Regions from separate parts of the Homo sapiens genome. Here region 2 is linked to region 1. A link is a contact called in ENCODE Hi-C data. All regions are on one chromosome and are shown on one strand. The core of a region is the stretch at or near the end of the contact, and the rest is flanking DNA. Distances in the headings are between cores, read along the strand shown.

What was found. Hi-C counts contacts between places; a loop is a spot of excess contacts on that map. Pooled maps may share reads with other maps.
Region 2: a loop to region 1 is called in a map of endothelial cell of umbilical vein, with 11 times the contacts of the local background. The contact joins the promoter of ABHD5 here to the enhancer-like site in region 1. A Hi-C loop is called at or near these places in 3 of 168 maps with a recorded cell type or tissue (B cell, endothelial cell of umbilical vein and posterior cingulate gyrus), 3 of 37 single-sample maps with no recorded cell type and 14 of 50 pooled maps.

Annotation. Positions count from the first base shown.
Region 1 is chr3:43,891,412-43,898,271 of GRCh38, reverse strand. The region is part of intron 1 of LOC107986081 (a long non-coding RNA gene); the gene reads left to right. Among named protein-coding and RNA genes, the nearest start is that of ABHD5, 200 kb to the right of the region's middle. Within about 2 kb of position 4,336, at least 7 of the 41 ENCODE cell types and tissues checked have a DNase peak (open chromatin) inside an H3K27ac peak, as active enhancers do; they include endothelial cell of umbilical vein, where a contact is called at or near this core.
Region 2 is chr3:43,685,689-43,692,600 of GRCh38, reverse strand. ABHD5 (abhydrolase domain containing 5, lysophosphatidic acid acyltransferase) reads right to left here and starts at 1,663. Exons shown (of 7, transcript NM_016006.6): 1 at 1,562-1,663. The coding sequence starts at 1,608. It also overlaps a transcript of ANO10 not described here and the pseudogene TUBAP3. RefSeq lists a silencer at 1,012-1,491.

The sequences.
Region 1 (6,860 bases), core at 3,087-5,586:
CACTGCACACACCCCTTGCACGAATTACCTTGCAGCAGAATAGGGTTAGGTGGCCACACTGAACAAGGGAGGCTGGGGCATGTAGTCTCCTTCTATGATGGACCATGCACGGCAGAATGGCTATCAGGAAGCCTGGTGGCAGCTGTGGCTATTCCTCCTCCCTCTAGCCTTCAAGGTCAACTTTCTGGAGCAGAATGTGTGGAGTCCTTTGTTAAATCTGTGCTGATGTAAACTGATGGAAACTAACCCAAATCTAACTTCATATTATACTGATGTGCTCCAAGGAAAAGTGAAAAGTGAGTGAAGTTATGGTCTAAACCTAGCCCATCTCTTGAGCCATGTTCCCATTTTTTCCTTTTTAGACCCTCTCCAGAACGTCAGCTGCCCAGAGCCCCAGCTTCCCAAAGCCCCTATTCCAGTGCCTCACCCAAGATATTGATTCATCAGCCTGACTTTCTTCCTCTTGCCTTAAATTGTACCTGTTCCATTACCCAAGATTCTGTACATCACTAATGTGATGAGTTAATTTAACATAAAGACAATAACGTTGGCTAAGGCTTGACTGTGGCAGCAGCCAGATGAGCACATTTGGCCTCTAACCAGAACCTGGAATGCCTTACCCAGAGGATGGAATGGTAGTTTGCCTGTTGACTGTCATTGAGTCCTGGATAATCACATGCAAATGTTATCCATCTTAGGCTTTTTTTTTTTTTTTTTTTTTTTTTTTTTTACGATGCAGATAACAGAAGTCAAGGATCAGGCATGAATAAGCTACCCCACTAGTAAGGATCTTGAAACCCAGTAGCTGAGACTCCATAAGTTCTGTGAACTCAGTTTTCCTCTGGGTCATGTTCCTTAGGATATTTTTTTTCTGTCGTATTCAGGAAAGAAGCCTAGACTCCTTTGATTCAACACTAAACTGTTCACAGTAGTTATCCCTAGAATGAAATTGTAGCCGGGGAGACTGTGAAAGGGCTATTGCTTTTAATACTGTAAAAGGGCTACTACCTTTTAATGTTTCTATAGGGCTTGAATTTTTCATATCAAGCATGTACTCTTTTGGTAACTTTTGAAAATAATGTAATTTAGCTGCTATGATAAACCATTTGCCTTGCCCTGTGGCATGGACAAGAAACCTGTCCTATGCATTCCTGAGAAGATCTCTTCATTTTTGGTAAACAATGAAAAAATCCGGTCCTTAATGTCTCTTCTTTTTTCAGAATGCATTTGGATCCTTTCTGCTATTAGCTTTCTTAAACGTGATATGAATTGTCCTGCATCCCTGGTTTCTCTCTGTCCCATGAGTCAGCTGTTCAAATGTATTTTAAAACATTAATTTTTAAGTGAAATTAGAATACAGACCACACTTATTTATCCACAGTGCCTGGGTCTAGTGCCTGGTATAAAATCAACACTTTAAAATGTTTTGAAAAATGGCTGAGAACTCATATTAGTCAAGGGACTCCTAATGACCACGGAGTTGTTTCCATATGGCAGCCACTGCAGGTCTTCGGGGGTGGGAGGTGAGCCTTGAGTTCTTTAAAAGTCTTTCCCTGGGATGTCGACCCAGATACCAAATGCAGTTGGGAAGGGAAAGTGGTAGTCTGGCCAATGGTGTAAAATTAGGTGTAATATATGAGAATACAACTGCTTGTGTCCTACTTACCTAGTCATTGGGCAAGGCAGGTTAGGTCTGAAGGGGAAATTACTGGCCAGAATCTCAGCATTTTACTGCAAGCTTGAGAAACTGAAAACAAAGCAAAACAAAACATAATCAGTTTTTCCTTGTTGTGCTTGTTTTGACAATAATTTGTTTTGACAAACTGACACTCTTAAAGATGGCTTTTCTGATATTTTGTAAGGCCACTGCACTATCTGCCATTTAACATTTTAGAGTAACTTCCAAGTTTCACACCTCTTGAGCGCCTAGCCACTTTTTGCTAGCATTGCTTCATGTTGTGAGAGAAGAGACCACCTAATGTCCTGACGTGCAGTGGTGACAGTAGACACATTTAAGTCCAACCTTAGCCCTTCCAGTTCTGGTCCTGTGACCTTAAGTCTCTGAGCCTCAGTTTTCTAATCTGTCAAATGGTATTAATGATGCTAGCTGTCTCTAGAGCTGTTTTAGGGATTACAGGAGGTAATCTTTTTTTTTAAGCACAGGGGCTGGTGCATAGTAAAGACTCAATAAATGATAACCATTGTTATCATCATCAACATTAAAAGCTTATCAAAGAGGGCCAGAAGGACTTGGGATATGGATCCAGGAAATCTACCACTTTCAGGCCAAGTAATAATCATATTAATAAAACCAGTAGAGTTCTGCTGGGTCATTCTTCTGGGACCTCATGTTCTGTTCTTTGCAGTATTGGGAAGTGGGCAAGGAAGAGGGGCGTGGAGAATGGAGGTGAGGAAGGGGGCTGGGAAGGCAGAGGGAAAATGAGGGCTGCTGATGGTTGGTGGTTCAGAGGCAGCAAAGCCAGCAGTGAGGAAATGGGAATTACCAGGCACTGAGGAGCCCTAGTGCCAGCTCTTTGCTGACATAATTAATGAGGCTGTTGTGCCAAAAACGAGGCATGTTGTTAATATACAGACCTGTTGGGAGCACAAGGGAAATGCAAATAAAAATTTTGCCAAAAGAGGAGTGGGGTCAAATCAGCTCCAGAGGGCGACCACGTTGTCTATAAAACTCTAGTATATGGGAGGCCAGGAGACAGTATGAAGAAAAAGAGAGGAATTGATTTCAAACAGGATCAGTAGCTACTAAATAGTAGACTTTTAATATTCGTGTTTGCTGATTTTTCCTTTTGTGTCTATTTCTTTCAAAGTCTGTTCAGTTGGTGAAATTCACTTGATAATGAAGACTACTTAGGTTGGTGCAGAAGTAATTTAATTTTTTAAAAAAAGGCAAAAACTGCAATTACTTTTGCACCAACCAAATAAAATTTCAATGGAGTTTTAGCATTCAGGACTTTAATATACATTCCATAAGATACACAAGAAAAAAACCTGAAAGATTATTTTTATTTTTACTTTAAAGAGCTCTGGGCTGCTGAGAGGAAGCAGTCTTGAACCTATATAAAATTGTGATTTTTGTGCCTGTTTCCATCATAAAAACCAAAAATGATTATTGGTTTCTTATGTGTGTTCTCAATGGCGAATTCAATTTTTTTTCCCAAAGAGCCTTGTTGAATCATCCGAGTGAGACGTGGACCAAGGTGAAGGCGCCTGCGGGTGGCTTTCCTGTCCAGGGGTAGGCAGGAAATAGAGTCCCGGGCTGCCACTGCTGTCCCCTATGGGTGTGGCTGGGGACTGGCTGGGAAGAAAGCCAGCATCATTTGATGCAGTTGCTCTGGAAGGTCGCTGAGCACGGGCCCTGGCACCCACCTTCCCAAACACAAGCCCGGCCCTCGGCCCAGCGGAGAGTCTCGTACAGGGGACAGGGATGGCGATGCTGGTCCCACGGGAGCCAGGCCGGTGTCCCCAGGGGATGAGGGGTGGGGGGCAATACAAGGAGGTTACTTTGGTCTGTTGCTCCCGCTTTGTTAACCCATCCCTATGTCCTATCCCCTTCTTCCCTGGCTTTGCCCAAGCCGGGTAACGAGAAAGCGCTAGGAACCAAGTGGCTGTTGGACGTGGCCGACTGCGGAAAGGCCTGCTTTATTTCGTCGCAGTTCATTTATTTTCCTTTTCGTTCTGCCGGCTGCCACGTGTTTGGTAAGTTAGAGCACGAAACACTTTAAGATGGGCCTGTGGGGCCGGAGCAGAGCCGCAGAGCTGTGCAGGCGCGCGTGTGCACGTGCGCGCCTGTATGCCGCGTGGGCGTGCGCGCGTGCACGTGGGCCGTGTGCGCGCGCACATTGTTTCTGTCTCCAGCGGTTGGGAGCGCGCTGGCGTTGCCTGTGGGCTTGGGGCCCCTGCGCCGGGGCGGAGCGGGCAGCGAGGCTGGCGGGAGATGCTGGGCTGCTCTGGAGAGCGCGCAACCGGCGTGCTCACCCTGTTAAGGCTCCGCTCTTCGCTGTGCCCAGATCCACACAGGTAGCCTTCAACCGCCGCCCAGGGAAGTCAGTGCTCTTATTAGCTTCAATTTCCGGACGAGGAAGTGAGGCACAGAGAGGTTAAGGAGCCCAGCTATTAGGAGCCTTTGAACTCAGACAGTCTGGCTCCAGAATCTGCATCTTAACTCCATTACGCGTTATTTTTTAAACGCAGGCCCGCCCCCCCCCGCCCCCCTGGACTCCGGTTTGAAACGCATTGAATAATGAATCCTTTTCGCCTCCCTCCCTCTGAAATAACAGTTCAGTTCATCGAAAACCCAGAGGTAGCCTACCGTGTGACTCAGCGGCACGGAAAACATCAGAGTCATTGACTTTGGCGTGGCAAAGTGGGATCTCACACATGGTACTTTATCAAATAAAGGGCACTGGCATGTTAAACTGATTCGTAGCATCTTTTAAATGTGACAAAACATAAGCTTTGATCACACTTCTGATTTTTTTTCCCTGACTTTAAGTGATGCATTATAGTAGGAAAATACAGGAAAGGACAAAGAAGAAACTAAAAGTTCCCCATAATCTCAGCTCTCCACCCCATAATACTATACGTTGTTGAAAATCTAGTGATTTTTTTCTAAGCATATACTATCACAAAATTGATTAAAAGAAATTTAAAACAGTATCATAATGTACATGGTGTTTTATAATTTTTATATTTAATAATGCATCACGAACATTTCCCCATATCAAATATTCTACTACAAATGTTTTTAATGACTACACCGTATTTCATTATACAAATTTGCCATGACTTAACTTGTCACTAGCCTTATTTTTTGACTTTTCAGTTGCTCCCCAACTTTTGCTATTATAAATGATGGACACCAGAATGCAGCAATTTTTTATACACACTATTTCCTTGGGACAAATGGGATTGCCAGGTCAAAGATCATCACACTTTTAAAGGGGTCAAACTATTATCTAGAAGGGTGGGCTCAGTACACTCACCTCCAAGTAGAATAAGTGTGCCCGTTTTCTTTCTCAATTCTGGGTGTTATTGCTCCAGGCAATCTTTCTTAATAAACAAAATACAGCCTTCAAAAAAAATACCTCAGTTATTTCATTAGACTGTGCCAAGTTTCAAGAGAAAGACTTTATATGATTGCAGATACTTGAAACATTTGGGAAATTCAGTTTATTCAGATGCTCCCAGGACTGCACAAGACTCAGCAAAGGACGTGGTAAAATAAGGGCACTTTGGAAAAAGGAACTAGGAAAGAATTCTCAAGCCATTTTTTTTTTTCAGGGCAGAGAGATAGATGATGTCTCTAAAATAAAAAAGGAGGTATTAATTGCCTCTTTGGCTGGGTCTTTGACTCCGTGGCAACTTTCCCATTGTCAGGTCTGAAAACGTTGATGGTGCTGCTTGCCGCAGAGCTACTGCAGAAATATTCAAGGCAGCAAACCTGGGCAATTAGGGTTTCTGTTAATTTTCTTCCCCTTTCATTCTACCAGCTTCCCCTCCCCCTATGTCAGCTAGTTGGAGTGACAAATATTTAAAGTCAGCCTGTCACGCATGAGCAGCGCAGCTGTGTGAATGACTGATTTTCTTGACGTTCTAAACAGCTTTGTGTGTGCATGTGGAGACCTGCAGACCCCAAACCTGCCACCGTCTGCCCCACAAGACAACATTGGTTTGATATTTGAGGCAACAGTGGGGGGTCTAGGCAGGTGGCATTTTATGACCAGGAAATGAACGGACATATAATCTGCAGATGTTTTAGGAATAGGCATGTTTGTCACAATGACCTCTAGGTAAATTTCTGCAGTGACAAAGAGGAGACTTTTCAGGTGTGGTTTAAATTCCTTTCCTTGCACAGCGTGCTCTAAAATCACTTTTGCCTAAGGGACTGGAGACCATGATGTCCTTAGTGAATCTGAAAGATGCACTTGGACCCGACTGGCCTTTTTTCTCCCCACTCAGCGTTGCAGCAAGAGTAACAGATGTCTATTTAGGGAAGGCATGTTCTCTTTTTCTATGCAAACCGTGTTGCTAAAAATTCTCTTTTAGATGAATTATTAAACCCAATTTATGAAATAAGGACAATACAGATTTCCTCTGGAACTATTCTTTCTCTCTGATATGTGATACCCGTGTCTGCTGGTGGAGAAAAGCAAAGAGAATTTGAGAAGCCAGGCGGGGATGGGAGAAAAGTGAGATAAATAAATACAGGTTATTTTATAGCCCTAGAAATTCCCTGAATGTTTGGACCCCTTGGGGTCCATCTAGAATTCTTTAGCCATCATATAGAAACACACAAAAACGTAATTATTTTTGTAAACCTAGATTTCTTCTCATGGTCTAATGAAGTAGGAATATTTAACTTATCACAGTTCCTTTAAGAAACAGTACTGCTTTTGTTTGAGAACAGGCATTGATCTGTGTTTGGAACATCAAGGTGGTGCTTCTAAGGGAGAGAGTAGGTTATTCTTTTTTTATTCAAGGGGAGGTATTTTGTGTTGCTCTTGAAGGGGACTCAGCAGGAAAAAGTGGCTGGAAGAGCTGAGTGGACATAAAGCCACAGAGAGGTGCAGTGGCCCCTGGATGTCCTGAGGCTGGGGATGCCTGGGGCTCTCAGCTGGTTGTTTGGGTTATAAACTTAACGTGAGGTGGAAACCAGCATCACCTCTCTTATGAAATCTTCAGTAACATCTACTTTTTAAAAGCATAAAGCCTTTGCTAATGAATATTCTCCTTACATTTTTTAGATGAACTCTGTTATAGAATTTATATCCCTTTTTGCAATACATGAATTTTTATAGTAATTATGAAAAAAAAAATTTAACCGTTAACTTGAAATTCAC
Region 2 (6,912 bases), core at 414-2,913, 200 kb after region 1:
AAGCATATTGCCAAGAATACCAGCGAAGCCCACTTCTGTCTAGAAACTATGGCTGATCAGCTGCTAAGGATTTTTTAATCATCTACCTCCAATGACCTCCAACCATCACTCCAAGCCATAAAACCCTTTCACGATTGTGTCCTGGACTCCAAGGCCCCACTACATCAAAACCAAATAGTCCACCTGAAAGTAGTGTCAAGAGTCAAAAATGTTGTGACAAACAAGATGAGAACACAACCTACCAATTACGTTCCTACTTGCGTCCACATGACATTCAACATTTCACCTCAGTGCAACGAGGAAGTTCATCAACAAACCTCAACAAATAAACAAAACTCAAGAGAATAACTTCCTTTCTAATATTTCACAATTTTTCCCCATGACATCTTTCCAAATATCCCTGTCTTCATGGTACTCCATATTCTATCATTTAGGTTATGTTTCCTAGGCAAATTTCTCCAGACGTCTGAAGTAGAACCGACGTCAAAAAATTAAATATATATGGGGGAAGTTTACTTTCCAATACAAACGACAGGCCTTGAGAAACAAGGCAATAACCTCCATAACAATTTAATTATTCCACTCATTAACTACTATTCTTCTACTAACAAGTGCAAGAAGTCATTTAGGTGTAGAAAAGAATAAACTCACTATACCTGTATATAAAAAAGTTTCACATTAGACATCTGCCCTCCAACTTCCACAGTTTCCTATACATTATGTGTGTTCTTCTAAGGCACATGCAACACACACTTCGCCAGTAAAGCCAGAATAATCCCAGAAGCGCAAACAAATAAGGGACAGTGGAGCTTGCAAGCCAAAGACCTTCATCCGAAAGATGAATTATGACATTTGAACGTGTATCTCTATCTTAAGGGCTAACTTTCTTTCTATGAAGTATCTGAAACTCACAGCCATACACCCACTTCCCTCACTCCTTCTCCCCTCCCTCCTTCCCGGCACCCCCGCCCTCCCGCCGCTTCCCGGGCGAATTCGGGCCTCTAATATCCCCTCCAAGGAAGCGCCGCCCCTTCCTACGGCTACGGGAAGGATCGTCCAGTGGCTGAGGCTGGACAGAGCACAGGTAGTACCTGTAGACGGAAGCCGCGATGGGAGGCTGACAGACCCGGTCATTTCCCGCGCCTCGCAGTCAGGTGCAGGGTCGACCGGGCACCGCCCGCCGGCGGCATTGGGGCAGGCCGGGTCCCTTGGCAGAGCCCGAGCCGGTGCGGCCGCCGCGGCCAGCTCCGTCGCCGGCCCGCGGGGTGGCTTATACAACAACGGGGCGGACCCTCCGCGCGGGGTCAAGGCGGCCTCCCGGCGCGGCCGGAGTCCGGCTCAGACACCTCGGGGCCCCGACGCTGAGGGGAGCCTCTCCCAGGCAGAGCGGCGCCGGGACGCCTCTGGGCGCCGCGCGGACTCATGCCGGGGAGGGTCGAGGAAGCCGCCCGTCGTCGCCAGGCGGGCGGCGACTCCTTGGTGCTGCCCGCTGGGCCCTAACCCGGCCCGCGCGGAGGGTGCGCGCCGGAGACACACGAAGCCCCCTGCCGGCTGCGCTTACCTCTCTCCGGTGTCGGCAGAGTCCACCTCCTCCTCCTCCGCCGCCATAGCCGCCGCCGCGCAAGCGCCGGGACTTATCTCGAAGCCGGCTGACAGGCCGACTGGGCCGCCCCGGGCTGGCGCGGCACTTAAGGCGGCGCAGGCCGCCAGCGCATGCGTCTTCCGCGCACTAGCACGGCCCGGCGGCGCGCCCGCGTTTGCGCGTGCGCGGCCTTGCCTCCGGCTTTGCGTCCGCCATCCCCAGCCAGCATGCACTAGTTCTCCCGCCCGACGCTCCCGGGTGTAAGCGCGGGGCGGGACAGTCAGCCCAGAGGGACTGGCGAGACTCACCCGAATGAGTTAGGTGTTTTAGCTAATTTGAATAATGACTGTATTCATGCATCACCCCGTCGGTGTTGGCTGTCAGGTGGCACCTTGGGGACGGAGGTGCGTCCGGTCCTGGAAGAGCCTAGCTAGTGTCCGATAGATGGTGCAGTGGCAAATGAAATGGCGTAATCGAGGTGCTGTGTGGCGTCCCGCCAGCCTTTCCCCGCGGGTTGGGGGGCCAGGGGGAGAGGGCGACTCACAGGAGCCTTCAGTCAGTTGAGCACTGCTCTAGGTGCTGATGTTACTGTAGTGGCCAGAGCCAGCAATTTCCCTCCCACTCGACTCTCTAGATACCTGGGAGGGTGAAAAGAGTCGGTGTTGGCCGGGCGCGGTGGCTCAGGCCTGTAATCCCAGCACTTTGGGCGGCCAAGGCGGGCGGATTTTCTGAGGTCGGGAGTTGGAGACCAGCCTGAGCTGAAGAAACCCCGTCTCTATTAAAAATACAAAATTAGCCGGGCGCGGTGGCGCATACCTGTAATTCCAGCTACTCGGGAGCCTGAGGTAGGAGAATCGCTTGAACTCGGGAGGCGGAGGTTGCGGTGAGCCGAGATCGCACCATTGCACTCCAGCCTGGGCAACAAGAACGAAACTCCGTCTCAAAAAAAAAAAAAAAAGTCTATGTTTAGGTACTTCGAGTTATTGAGGTGAAATGACTAACCTAAATAGCAGTATTTCTTGACCTGTTTTCAAGCCTTTTAGCAATCAGGTGCAACCTGCTTTTGGAATTCTGCCACCCACTACTACTCATCCATTTATGTTTGGTGTGTGTCTACTATGGGCTCACTTTGTTCTAGGTGCTTGAAAACAATGGGTTGAAATACTGCTCCTGTTTTGATAGATCCTACGCGAATATATTAACCTTTATTTTAGACTCAGTTCATTGTTCTCCTTCCCTGACTCTCCTCCCTCTTTTTCTCTCCTCTGAGCCCCACTGTAAACCTGTCTTTATCACCCATCTAGCTCTCAGGTTCTCAGCCTTGTGTAATTGTTACAGCTTTTAAATAAACATTATCGAATATCTTTCCAACTACACGAGAAAGTCCTCTAGGATAGGAATGGTGTCTTCTGTAATTTAGAGGGGGGAAAGCCACTTATAATCTCTTAGGCATAGTAATAACTAATACATTTTTTATTGTGTTTGATCTAATTCATAAAATATTTTAGGGAAGACCAGAACATATAAAAAACATTTTTACAGGAATTCCTGGTTGTTTCATGAAAGGGCCGTATATTCAAAGTGACCTCCAAATACAGAAGGAGCTGAGAAACTAAAGAATGAAGGAGACAAATCCAGCTTGTCAGCAAAAGGTGATTTATTAGGGAACTTACGGACAGAAGCATGGTCTTGGACAGCAGCAAGACAGGTAAATCTCTGTGCTGTTACCCTCCCAGACTAAGGTTGTTTTGACCTAAGGGCAGGTAGGTAAGTATGTGCTCTGATACAATTTGGGTGTTGTCCTCTCTAAATCTCATGTTGAATTGTGATCTCCAGTGTTAGAGGTGGGGTTTGATGGGTGGTGATTAGATTCTGGGGGTGAATTTCTCATGAATGATTTGGCACTATCCCCTTAATGCTGTCCTTGCAATAGTAAGTTCTTGTGAGATCTGGTTGTTTAAAAGTGTATGGCACCTACCCCTCACTCTCTTGCTCCTGCTCTAGTCATGTAAGATGCCTGCTCCCGCTTTGCCCTCTGCCGTGAGTAAATGCTCCCTGTGGCCTTTCCAGAAGCCAAGCTGATACCAGCACCTGTATAGCCTGCAGAACCATGAGCCAATTAACCTTTCTTTATAAATTACCCAGTCCCAGGTAATTCTTTTTTTTTTTTTTTCTAAGACGGAGTTTCACTCTGTTGCCCTGGCTGGAGTGCAGTGGCATGATCTTGGCTCTCTATGACCTGCACCTCCCAGGTTCAAGCAATTCTCCTGCCTCAGCCTCCTGAGTAGCTGGGATTCCAGGCACCCGCCACCACGCCCAGCTAATTTTTTGTATTTTTAGTAGAGATGGGGTTTCACCATGTTGGCCAGGCTGGTCTTGAACTCGTGACCTCAAATGATCCTCCCTCCACTGCCTCCCAAAGTGCTGGGATCACAGGCATGAGCCACCGCGCCCAGCTGTATTTCTTTATAACAATGTAAGAACAGCCTGTCACATGCTCTTATACAAGGAACAATAGATAAAGTAGAAAACTTGGAGGCCTTCCCAAAACTGGGGTTACTCAGAAATCAACATTGTGGATTAGCATCTGAGATGGAGTTACTTTAGCCTCCACAATAGTGTTGCCAGACACTTGTAGTGTGTCTGCAGAAACTGATGCCCTACAATCCCACCTCTCAGAGTGTCTGTTGAAGACCCTACCGCCTGGAACACAGTGCAAGCCCAGTGGTACTGAGTCCAGTAATGAAACCTTAGGATTTTGCAGCAACTCCTGTAGCGCTTTGGTCTTTATGGACCTGGAGTCTGCTCTCAAAGATGCCTGTGCCTGCTGCACAGTCACAAAAAAAGAAAAGAAAGAAAAAAAGAGAGAAAGAGACCATTGATCCAATACTAGAGTTTATGCAGAAACTGACAAGCAGTGCATAGGACTACAGGACTTCATGATCTTCCTCAACTCTGGGAGTAGCTCTGTTCTAGCTTCACCTTGCTGCTGATGGAGTCATCTTCAACAATGGCAAGAAATCCAAGCTAGAATTGGCCATCCACCTATCCCCTGGGTGTTGCCAGCAATGGTGGAACCCTACAACTCTATCCTGACCACCGTGCCACCCTGGAACCCTTGGACTGTGTCTTCTTGGGAGACAATGGACCAACACATGTCATTGCAACCTATACCCCCAGGGCCCCACATACTTTAACCACTGCTTGGACCAGACTTCCTCCATCACTACCTCCCTGAACTTTGATGGTACCCTGAAAGCAGACCTCTCAGAGTTTAAGGCCAGCTTGGTCCCCTACCTCCAAATTAACTTCCTTTTTGTGACCTACTAACCAATTACCTGGTTGAGCAGTGCTTACATTTGGAGATCGCCAGTACCTACTTTGTACTCTCCAATCAGATGGCCAGATATGACACTGACCAAAGCAAGTACAGAGCTTGCTCTGCATGTTCTGCCCCAGGGTTGTAGCCTAAAGACTGAATGCTGCCATTGTCCCACCAAGACCAAGTGTGCCATACACTTGGTTGATGACTGGTGCCCCACTGGGTTTCAGGTTGGCTTTAATTTCCAGCCCTCCAATAGTAGTTCCCCAGGCAAAGTGCTGAGCAATACCACAACCATCACAGGGGCCTGGGCCTTTATCACAAGCCTGCCAAGCAAGCACTTACAAACCAGAATGAGAGTGAGGGCATGGAGAAGGGGATGTTTTATGAGGGCTTCAATGGCCTGGCTGCTTTGTAAATATTTTTTGGTTTTGGTAGAGACAGGTCTCACTGTGTTGCCCAGGCCGGTCTCAAACTCCTGACCTCCCAGAGTGTTGGGATTATAGGCGTAAGCCACCATGCCCAGCCTGTAAATGTTTATAAAGAAATGCTGTAATAAAACATATTGAGAAAGCAAATGTGGCAGGGAGATAATAAGAAGGACACAGGATGATAAGGGAAAGTGGTAGCTGGGTCAAGGGAAGGGCCTGAACATCAATCAGCTGTAGTGACTTCTCAAAAAAAAAAAAAAAATCACATGACTTTAGGGCTTCTTGGACTCTAATTTGCATGCAGACTTCTGTGGATCATGTTGAATTGTAGATTCTGACTCTGTAGGTCTGAGGTAGAACCTGAGATCTCTATTTCTAACTAGCTCCTAGTTATGCCTGTGTTCCTACTGCCAATCAGCAGACTACCCTTTAAGTAATGAGCTCTAGAGCAACCCTGTCTGTTAGAACATTCTGTAATGATGGAAATGTTCTAGACCCACACTCTCTGATACAGTAGCCATTAGCTACATGTGGTTGTGGAGGATCTGAAATTTGGCTAGTGTGACTGAATTTTGAATTTTAATTAAGTTAAAATTTAGAAGCCATACGTGGCTAGTAGCTACCATACTGGACAGCAAGGTCTACATCTCTTAATCCTCATCTATAAAGATGAGAGTTTGGGCTGGGTGTGGTGACTCACGCCTGTCATCCTAGCAGTTTGGGAGGCCAAGATGGGTGGATCGCTTGAGCCCAGGAGTTCAGGACCAGCTTGGGCAACGTGGCAAGACCCCATCTCTACCAAAAGTGAAAAATTAGCTGGGTGTAATGGCATGTGCCTTTGGCCTCAGCTACTTGGGAGGCTGAGGTGGGAGGATCCTTTGAGCCCAGGGAGGGCAAGGCTGCAGTAAGCTGTGATCATGTCACTGTACCCCAGGCTGGATGACAGAGTGAGACCCTGTCTCCAAAAAAAAAGAATAAAAGTTTTAGACTAAACAATTCTTGAGGTCCCTTCTAGTATTCTGTGGTTCCAAGTTGTTTTTAAGGTGTGTATGGGGTGGGGTAGGGACGGGAGAGGATTGACAGATATGAAAGTCTGGAGTAAGGCATGAGAGGTTGAGAGCTCCGCATAGTTGAATGGAGGAATGAGGAAGAGGAGCATGGTGCCCTGGGGGCTGGATCCTGGAACTCAGTGGTAGAGCTGCCCTCCAGAGACAAGAGATTCTGATTAACTGATGAGCGTTAATTGAACTCTCAGAACCAGAATAAAAGACCTTCTTCAGTGGGACACAAACGCCAGGTCATAAAGGAAAAGAGTGATTAATTTAGCCACATCAAAATCTAAGACATCGTGTGAAAAAAGGCACAATAAAACTGCAAAAGATGGAACAGATTAGAAAATCTTTTTTGAACATGTTAAGAAACCAAGGCTTTAATATCTTCAATATATTTTAAAAAATAGAAAGTGATGAAAAAAGCCTTTTCAGAGGAGAAAACCCTCAAGCCATAAACAGCTGCAAGATGCTCAGACTCATCAGTGATCAATTCGCTCATCAATAAAAAAGGCTGATGCTGCTAAA